Linked DNA regions of Homo sapiens: region 2 is linked to region 1. Evidence: read pairs that join two places in POLR2A ChIA-PET (ENCODE). Cell type or tissue: MCF 10A. All regions are shown on one strand. Each heading gives the region's core, and the rest is flanking DNA. Links, peaks and the distances in the headings are about the cores only.

Region 1 (5,068 bases), core at 725-4,724:
AAAGCACTTAGCCTTGATGCTGGTTTCCTGTCACTGCCCTTCCTATTGAGACGTCATTGGCCTTGGCTCCCCTCCTGACTTTTCTATTTTTTTCTACCTCCTGTTAAAGAGGCAACAGGTCCGTAAAAGATTTATCCCATAACCTAGTGTTTCAGGCTCTATCTCCCTGTTGGTTAGACTCCCTGACAGATTAATAAATTAACAATTTATTAATTGTTTTGTTTGTTGGATGGATGGATGGATAGATGGATGGATATACGGACAGATGGACAGATGGACGGATGTATGGATGGATGGATGGATAGATGAATGGATAGACAGATGGAGGAGTGCAATGAAAGGTGGATGAATTGGTTCTGAGTGCCCTCAGAACACTCTATCTCCTCTTCTCATATTTACCACCCTAGGCTCCAGATTACTGTAAATATAGAAAGCCCTTTTTCTTGTCCTGAAATCAGTTTCCCAGCCCTCTGTTATTATAACAATGACTGACATTTAACATGGTTAATTCTTATCCAGGCACTTACCCTGAGCTAAGTACTCATTCAATCTCCACAATTCCATTGTCTGGATGCTGTTATTGTCTACAGTTTACAGTGAAGGAAACCAAGGCTCAGAGACAGGAACTTGTCCAAGGCACATAGCCAGTCAATGGCAGAGCCACAACTCAAAGTGTGTGACCTTAGCCACTATCTTCTAGGGCCCTATGAACACGAACCTCAGCCCTGTCTACACCAATTTTCTCCTTCTCCCTTGAACATGTCATATCTTTATTCATGGAATAAGGTCTTCCTCCTCACCTCTTTGTAGACTCATATCAAGGAATACATTCATCAAAGTAACACTAAGTTACACTCTGAACAAATAAACCCTCAAATTTCAGTAGCTTATCACAACCAAGATTTATGTCCTACTCATGTTATGGACTAATGTGGGGCAAGTGGCCCTCTTCCATCTGATAGCAGGCCTCTAACAGGGGAAGGGAGAAGTGGAAGAGGAGCACTGGCTCTTTGCTGCCTCAGCCTAAAGGGAACACATGTCACTCCTGCTCACATTTCACTCACCCAACTAATTAGTGTGTGGACATTTGGCGAACATATCCCATCTCTGCCACAAAGAACCATACACTCCTGCCAGGGGTCATGCAGAAGATAAAGGCTCAGCCAGCCCAGTCAGTACAAATTCGGAGGGTGGGGGAGGAAAAAAGAGCCAAGATTCAAGCTGGTGGCTGGGGAGTGGAGAGAGATGGATAGGATTCCAGAATTAACCAGGTACAAAGCACCCAACACTTGGGTGGTACCCCATGTCTATTGTCTTGAATATTGCTCACAAGTAAGCCAACCCTAAGCTTCTTGGCTAAGACTCAGAACTCTTGTTATCTAAGTTTATGGCTGTTAATTACAGGATTTGACCTGAATTAACTGAACAATGCAGTAAGAATAACAATCCCTGACTTTTCAAATTTTAGATTTTCCAAATCATACAGCAATCATCTCATTTGACCCTCACAATAACCCTATGACGTGGGTATGCTATCTCTACCTCTATTGTGCAATAAGGAAATTTAGAGAAGGATGATGTAATTGACCAAAGTCGCTCAAAACCTGTGCGTGCTGCAATACATCTCAGTGCCAGTTTTCTAACACATGCTAGGGGCTCTTTCTTCTACAGTTCAGCTGTGTCTCATGCAAATTTCTATGGAAATCGACAATGTGAAAATGAACATCCATAGGATTTGAATTCAAAAGCTTGGGTGCTCTGTGCACCAAGAGGGAGTTGTTTAAGCATACAGGTGTTGAAGTCAGATGGCCTGGGTTTTAATCCCAGTTCTGCCACCTGCTAGCTGGGTGATAGCTGGCAAGTTAATCTACCTGCGCTCACTTTCCTTATTTGGAAAATAACGATCCACTGTACCTAACCCATAAGATTATGGTGAGGATTAATGAGACAAGGAATATAAAATTCTTAGCACAATGCCTGGCTCAACATTAGAACTTAATAAACACTGAATGATGCTGCCAAGATCTTTCTGGGAGACAAAAAGATGCCACTATTCCTTCCTTCCTCCCTCAGGGCATGATCGTGTCTCACTACATGACACTCTTGGCTTCAGCTGGAGAACAAACGGACCACCTAACCCGGCTTCACGTGCAACTGCCAGCGAGAAGAGAATGTTCTTTTCTTTGTCTGAGATTCGGCACTGGTCCCTGCCGCCAATCCCAGGTCTTCGTCTCAGATTTGCTGCCACCCAGAGGCCATTTCATGCCATGCCAGGATGACTCTCCAAAGTATTCCTTGGGACAGTGGTTTTCAAAAGAAAGTGGGACGTGGGGGCAGGGAAGGAAAAGGAAAACATATCCAACTCTTGGAGGCAGGCGAGACTGTGGGGGTTGAAACAATCCCGCAGGGGATCCTGGCGTGCCCTCCACTCTATTCACTTGAGGTTGTCTGATTTCGGTGAAGCCAAAAAGAGAGAAAAGGGGAAAGGGAGTCAAAAGGATCCTGTCTGTCTTCACCAGCACTAGGAATACATGTCAGCTGGTGCTTTCAAGGGGTGTCAGCTCCACCTCGTGGAATGAGAGCCAGTGATTTGTTTCTGATGCAATTCTTCAGCCAGTAAACACAGGAACAAGGAAGTTATGACATGACCTTTCTAAAGATCCTTAAAAATACCCCAGCCAAAGGGACTAGTATGGAGAATATGTAAAGAATCCTTGCAACCTGGCAGAGCACTGTGGCTCATGCCTGTAATCTCAGTACTTTGGGAGGACAAGGTAGGAGGATCACTTGAGCCCAGGAATTCAAGACCCGCCTGGGCAACATAGTGAGACCTCATCTCTACAAAAAAAAAAAAAGAACTTTTACAACCTAATCATCAAAAGACAAATCAGCAAAAGGTTTTGTATTAGTCCATTCTCACATTGCTATAAAGAAATACCTGAGACAGGATAATTTATAAAGAAAAGAGGCTTAATTGGCTCATGGTTCTCCCGGCTACACAGGAAGCATAGCAGCTTCTGGGGAAGCCTCAGGGAGCTTTCAATGATGGCAGAAGGCAAAGGGGGAGCAAACAACTCATATGGCCAGAGCAGGAGGAAGAGAGAGAGTGGGGAGGTGCTACACACATTTAAACAAGATCTCGCGATAACTCACTCACTATCAGGAGAACAGCACCGAGGGAGTGGTGCTAACCCATTCATGAGAATTTGGCCCCGTGATTCAATTACCTCCCACCAGGCCCCACCTCCAACACTGGGGATTACAATTCTATATGACGTTTGGTGGGAGCACAGATCCAAACCATATCAGGTCCGAATAGACATTTTTTAAAAACCAATAAGCACATGGAAAGGTGATCAACATGATCAGCCATCAGGGACATGCAAAGCAAAATGATAAAGACGTGACCTCATACGCACTAGGTGAGCTAAAATCAAAAAGACAGGTGTTGGTGAGGATGTGAAGAAACCAGAACCCTCACACACTTCCAGGGGGTGGTGGGGAGAATGGAAAATGGATGCAACTTCTTGAAAAACAGCCTGGAGGCTTCCCAAAAGTTATAGAGTTACAGTATGACTCAACAATTCCACTCCTAGTTACATATATCCAAGAGATGAAAACATATATCCACACAAAAACATGCACACCAGTTCCCATAAAAGCATCATTCGTAACAGCCAAGAAGTGAAAACAACCCAAATATGCACCAAATAAGATGTCTATAGTCGGCAGGGCAAGGTGGCTCACGCCTGTAATTCCAGCACTTTGAGAGGCGGAGGCGGGCTGGTCATTTGAGGTCAGGAGTTCAAGACCAGCCTGGCCAACATGGTGAAACTCATCTCTACTAAAAATACAAAAAAATTACCAGGCATGGTGGCACAAGCCTGTAATCCCAGCTATCAGGAGGCTGAGGCAGGAGAATCAATTGAACCTGGGAGGCAGATGTTGCAGTGAGCTGAGATTGCACCACTGCACTCCAGCCTGGGCAACAGAAGGAGACTCTGTCTCAAAAAAAAAAAAAAAAAAAAAAAAAGATGTCTATAGTCATACAATGGAATGTTATTTGGCAATAAAAAGGAATGAAGAACCAACACATGCTATAACATGGAGGAACCTTGAAAACATTATGCTAAGTGAAAGAAGCAGTCACAAAGAACCACATATTTCATAATTCTGCTTATATGAAATGAAATGAAATGTCCAGAATAGGCAAGTCTATAGAGACAGAAAGTAGATTTGCAGTTCCCTAGGGCTGGTGCAGGTGTGAGGCTGGGGGTGGGGGCAGACAATTATGGCTAAGGGGTACAAGGTGTCTTTATGGGCTGATAAAAATGTTCTTAAGTTGCTTGTGATGATGGTTGCGCAACTCTGAATATACTAAATGCCATTGGATTGTACACTTTAAATGGGTGACTTATATGGCAGGTAAATTATTTATCAATAAATCTGTTAAAAAAGTAAAATAAACCAAGCTCTTCTTTGTACATCTGCTTGAGGCAAGGGCTGTTTCCAAGCCCCTGTATTCCCAACAGTATGAATCACAGAAGGAAAACAAAATCAGGACCTCTGGAGGCTGGAGGCAGGAGAGTTGTGTTGTACTGCGACCCTCAGTGCCCAGAGGGCTCTTCAGTCCTGGCAGCAGCTCATTGCTAGTGGCCAGCATGGCCAGGCCCATTGGAGCTGGAGGATACACTGTAACCGGCTGACACCATGTACAAAGGAGAGTAACACAGCTCTACTACCACCAGGTATGGCTGTAAGGCCGGGTGTGGCATAAACTCTGCCAGGTCACACATGGGCTCCAGACCCACAGACACCTGCTCTAAAGACAGAGACAGAACAGAAGCAACATGAGCTTTGGCAACAGACAGACCCAAATTGGCACCACGTCCCTTCTATCTATCAGTTCTATGACCTCAGGCCTATACTCATCTTTTAAAAAATTCAATAATAATGCCTATCATGTAAGCTGCCCTCACTCTTCCCTTCCCCAGTTTGTTTTCTTTTGTTGGGCTAACATTTATTGAAGGCTTACTAGGTACTAAGCAAATGCTGTACAGGCATTAAT
Region 2 (5,068 bases), core at 392-4,391, 210 kb before region 1:
TGGGGAAAGAATCTAAATAGACATTTATCAAAAGAAGACATACAAATGGTTAACAGATATATGAAAAAAATGCTCCATATTGCTAAGCAACAAATGCAAATCAAAATGCAAATTACAAGAATAATGAGATATCATCTTGCTCCTGTCAGAATGGCTATTATCAAAAAGATAAACAAACAATAGTAAGTGTTGGCAAAGATGTGGAGAAAAGGGAACACTTGCATACTGTTCGTGGGAATATAGTTTAGTATAGTCATTATGGAAAACACTATGGATGTTCCTCAAAAAATTAAAAATAGAACTACCATGTGATTCAGCAACCTCACTACTGGGTATATATACAAAGGAAATAAAATCATATATTAAAGAGATAACTCCACTTCCATGTTTATTGCAGCCTTATTCACAATAGCCAAGATATGGAATCAAACTAAGGGTCCATTAATGAATGAATGGATAAGGAAGATGTGGTATATACACACAATGGAATACTATTGAGCCATACAAAAGAAGGAAATCCTTTTAACTGAGATAAACTGGATAAACCTGGAAGACATTGTGTTAAGCAAAATAAGCCAGGCCCAGAAAAACAAACCCCACGTGATTTCACTTATATGTAGAAACTAAAAAAAGTTGATCTTACAGAAATAGAGAGTAGAAAGGTGGTTACCAGAGACTGAGGCAGTTATAGGGAAGATTGGTTGAAGAGGTATGGGTCAATGGATACAAACTTACAGTTAGGAGGAATAATTTCAAGAGATCTATTGTACAGCACTGTGATTATAATTAATGATAATATATTGTATTCTTGAAAAAAAGCTAAAAGAGTGGATAGTAAGTGTTCTCACCACAAATGATAACTATGTAAGGCAATACATATGTTAATCGCTATATTTAACCATTCTACAATGTTTACATACTTCAAAACATCATGTTGTATGCAATAAATACATACAATTGTATCTGTTAAGTTACAAAATAAATAAATTTGTAAAAAACAGTATCAATGACTCAGGCTGGCCATTTTACACAATCTATTTTGGTGAATTCCTAGTCCTTGAAAACACTTATTATTCCTCTTATTTACTAACTTTAATATGAGTCAACATTCTCCCTTGCTAAGGGAAGTGAGCCTTGCAAACACTTTCTGGAATTCATGTTTGTCCTAAAAGTGGAAGTGAAATCCAAATTTGGAACTTGTGTTCCAGGAATGACTGATCATTTCTACCCATCACCCCTCCCTAACCACTCCAGCCCTGTGAGGATAACACCTATGGCCTGAACATAGCCAAAATGTTGCTATCTTTTATCAGTTTGTTCAGGCTGCCATAACAAAGTACCACACACTGGGTGCTTAAACAAGAGAAATGTATCGTCTCACAGTTCTGGAGGCTGAATGTCTGAAAGCAAGGTGTTGGAGGATTGGTTCTTTCTGAGGGCTGTGAGGAAAGAACCTGGTTCAGGTCTCTCTCCTTGGCTTATAGACAACCATCTTCATGTCCACATGGTGTTTTCTCTGTATGTGTGTCAGTCTCCAAGTTTCTTTTTTATAAAGACATCAGTCACATGGCATTTAGGGCTCACCTTAAACACCTTATCTTAACTTGATTACCTCTGTAAAGACTTTACCTCCAAACAAGGTCATATTCTGAAGTACCGGGGTTTAGGACCTTAACATAAGAATTTTTCCAGGGACATAATTCAACTCATAATACTATCTGAGGTAAAGGCTGTCAACTGTTCAGAACACTAAAGAATCTTTTAGACATCTTGACCTAAGGCAAACCCAGATCAATCCTTTATTCCCTCTCTCTCTTAATGGGTGAGTCTCTGGGTGATGATCTGGGCCTGTTGTGGTATGTCAGACTTATTGGAATCACATTTTCTCCTGGCAAGAATGCCTCTTAAACCCTTCAGAAAGAAGTATGCTCTGGCTAATGAGTCATGACTGGAGAAACAGAGAGAACTGAGCTCCAACAAATTCTCAAGGATATGACTCAAATATAAGGAAGATTATAAGAAGGCCAGAAACTGTTCTTATGAAAACATCAGTTTCAAGTTTAACTACAGCTTCCCATGGCACCAAGCCTGAAATCTAAAATTTCATAATAGTAAATAATGGTGATGACTATAGCAAACATTTATTAAGCATTTAGTAAATGCCTGAAATAGGTGCTTTACATACATGATATTATTAAATCCTCACAGGCACTATATGAAGTTCATACTTTCAATTAAATCTGATATGTAAGTAAAGAGCCTAGTACAGACTCCAACACATAGTAGGTACTCAATCGAGAGCTAACATTTATCCTCATTTTACAGGTAAGAAAACTGAATATCAGAGATACCTAAGATTGTGCTGGTAGTGAGAGGTAAAGCCTATATTTGAATCTAGGCATCTTAGACTCTAAAGCTTGCGATCTTATCTACTGACTACACAACTACACCGCATCCCATTCCTATCCATGTGCCACAGAAGTCCAAGATTATATAAAGCTCCAGAACCATCCATCTTGTCCTCTGCCCTTTCTGAGTCACTGGAGCCTTTTATGTCTGCCCCATTTTGTCTCCAGACCTTGAAAATTACTTTCTCAGGATTCAAGTAAGATTTCAGAAATAGGACTCAAGACCTTCCTCTTTTTCCAGGATTCCTTCTCCCCAGATAGTTCCAGAAACTCTTTATAAGCCACAAGGAATGGTCCCAGCTGTCTTTCATGAACTCAGGTGTCCCTTGGCCACCTGTTTCCCAAGAGTTAAGTGTTTTCTGAAAGGAGATTATCCCCCAGCTCAGAGAAACCCAACTAGCTACCTCAGCTGCATCTATTCCACATTTTCCAGCAACCAGCAGTCCTGAGGGGCTGCAGACCCCAACCCAGTGATTGCTCCACATGTCCATTTACCTGAGTTCATGAATCTACAGCCAGCATGTTCCTGGGTTCCTCAGAGCTCATTTGTTTGGGGTTTCTTCAGGCTGAGAGCCATCTCAGCCAGGCTTCTTCAATCAAGAGGTCAAGAGCATACTGTGGCCTTACTCCCTCCCACCATTGCCCCCAGCAATTTCAGTCATCAACAGAAGAGACAATGTGGCCACCCTAACAAAACATGTGAAACTTTTCAGGTGCATGTTCTTTACCTTGACATCAACTGGTGAATGTGCCACGTCAAACCTCAAGATGTTCCAACAAATTAGAATCCAGTGATTAAGGAAGGGTCCTCTACTTGGTTAGTTTCCAAATCAAAAGACCTCCTTCAACTCACAATAAAATAACTATTTTATTTCCTTCATTTCTGCACCAAAGATATATAGAGTGCCCGAAGTATGCAAAGTGTTTTTACATGCATTACCTGACCCTTGTAGCAATTCTATGAATCTACTGTGTATCATTGGCCCCTTTTAAAGATGAGGAAAATGATTCTCAAGCTAGTCGAATGGCTTTCCCAAGACCTCTGAGCCAGAGAATCATAAGCCAAATTAGGCATTCAGGGTGTTTTTTTCATATCATTCTGTTTTCTTTCCACTACCCTGCATTGCATCTCTGATTCTCAATATTCTCTTTCAACTCTGTCTGTATCATAAATTCTTACCTGGCACTCCCTACACAATTTTCAAAAATTAATTTCTTCAACAAATGATTTTGGGATGGATGCTCTGTGCCACATTCTAGGCTAGGTATGGGCACAAAATTGAGCAAGACAAACATAACTTTTTTCTTCATGGGGCTTACAGTCCAGCAGATTAGCTGGAGGTGCCAAAAGCAGTGTACCAAAGGGAGTACTCAAAAATAGAGAATAAAAGACCTTTTATATGAAAAGTAAAAGGAAGTCAGAGTTTAATTCTTGTAAGTATCTATTAGGAAGACTCTTAGGTGCCCAAAAAGGTGATTCAAAAGGCTAAAGTGAGCCATTTTAAAAGAGTTCACCAAGCCTGCTTTCTGCAGCAACTGAGTAACTATGAGATGATTAGCTCATTTGGAGGACATTTTTATCTTCCCTTTTAAATGTGAAATTCTCAGACTAAGCCAGATATAGCTACTGTTAGGGTCAATGTTTTTATAACAACTTATTCATAGCTACAGTAAAGGCCAGAGCCAGTCTGATTAATGCAGCTAAACCACTGTCTACACTGAGGAGGAGGCCCCAGACCCAAATCAGTTGTCTGGGCCTCTTGTCAACCAGTCCAGTCACTAAATCTCATAGGGCCTTCGTGTCCTCATCTATAACACAGAGGCTGTAATAACCTATCAAAAATGATTGTTAAGAGGATTCTTTGGGAAAATATACTCAAAAATGCTATGAAAATTCTTAGTATAGAGTGAAGAGCCATCTAGGTTGTAAGATGAAAGCCATAGACTGAGGATGGTAAAACCCCAAGGTAGAAGGATTCTCAGCAACACAGTGGACTCTCAACTACCCATGCCCAGAGATGGGGGTAAAGTTCTATGTCTTTGAACCACTGTTAGTGTGGCTTTGTTGTAGTAGCTGAGCCTGTATCTCAATCCATGGAGATGTTAACTAGACTAAAGAATAAAGTAAATCAGCTGTATCTCTAGCAGAACCATGTTCACAAATATATTTCCTTAGAGAATTTCTTTCTCTAATCATTTACCTATAGATTATTTTACTATTGAAAGATGTGTATGTGTGTAAATTTTTTTGCAGGAATGTTCTCACGAGGAATTGGCAGCCTGAGGGGTTCTGTTTTCCTTTACCTTTTTGTGAAAGAGATAGACTCAGAAAAGGAACTGGATTTGACAAAACACAATCTGCTCTCAATTTTCAGCGTCCCACCTGTGGTCATTAAAATTAATAAGCCCAAAATTAAGAAGTGCACAACTTGAGCCACTGTGATTATTTTCTTGGAGCCATGGGAGTCAGGAACAACCCTGGGGTGTTTGGTAGGAGTTTTTTTGGAAGGAATGGAAAACTCTACTTTTAAATACCTAAAAAGAGAAAGGAAATAAAGCTTTCCTTAGATAGAGTAAGAAAAAAAATTTTGTTTTCTCTCTGAGAATCCCAATTGGCTGAGGCTAGCAACACTTGGAATATTCCCAGAGATAGATACAAA

Evidence for each region. Peaks named below come from ENCODE experiments on the same cell type or tissue, not always from the same donor. Only the 100,000 strongest peaks of a DNase experiment are listed, where the experiment ranks them.
Region 2: POLR2A ChIA-PET joins it to region 1 with 5 read pairs; 1 of 35 experiments calls an interaction of 5 or more read pairs at or near these places.

The regions. Positions count from the first base shown.
Region 1 is chr11:57,275,763-57,280,830 of GRCh38, forward strand. It overlaps LOC107984364 (a long non-coding RNA gene), which reads right to left and starts at 563. Exons shown (of 3, transcript XR_001748067.3): 1 at 528-563. In MCF 10A, for the core only: a CTCF peak has its summit at 2,274 (motif pointing left); DNase peaks (open chromatin) are centred at 2,259, 2,569, 3,539, 4,109 and 1 weaker place.
Region 2 is chr11:57,070,858-57,075,925 of GRCh38, forward strand. The region is part of intron 6 of LOC105369309 (a long non-coding RNA gene); the gene reads right to left. Among named protein-coding and RNA genes, the nearest start is that of OR5AK2, 84 kb to the left of the region's middle. In MCF 10A, for the core only: no CTCF peak of the experiment used is centred there; DNase peaks (open chromatin) are centred at 1,154 and 1,954.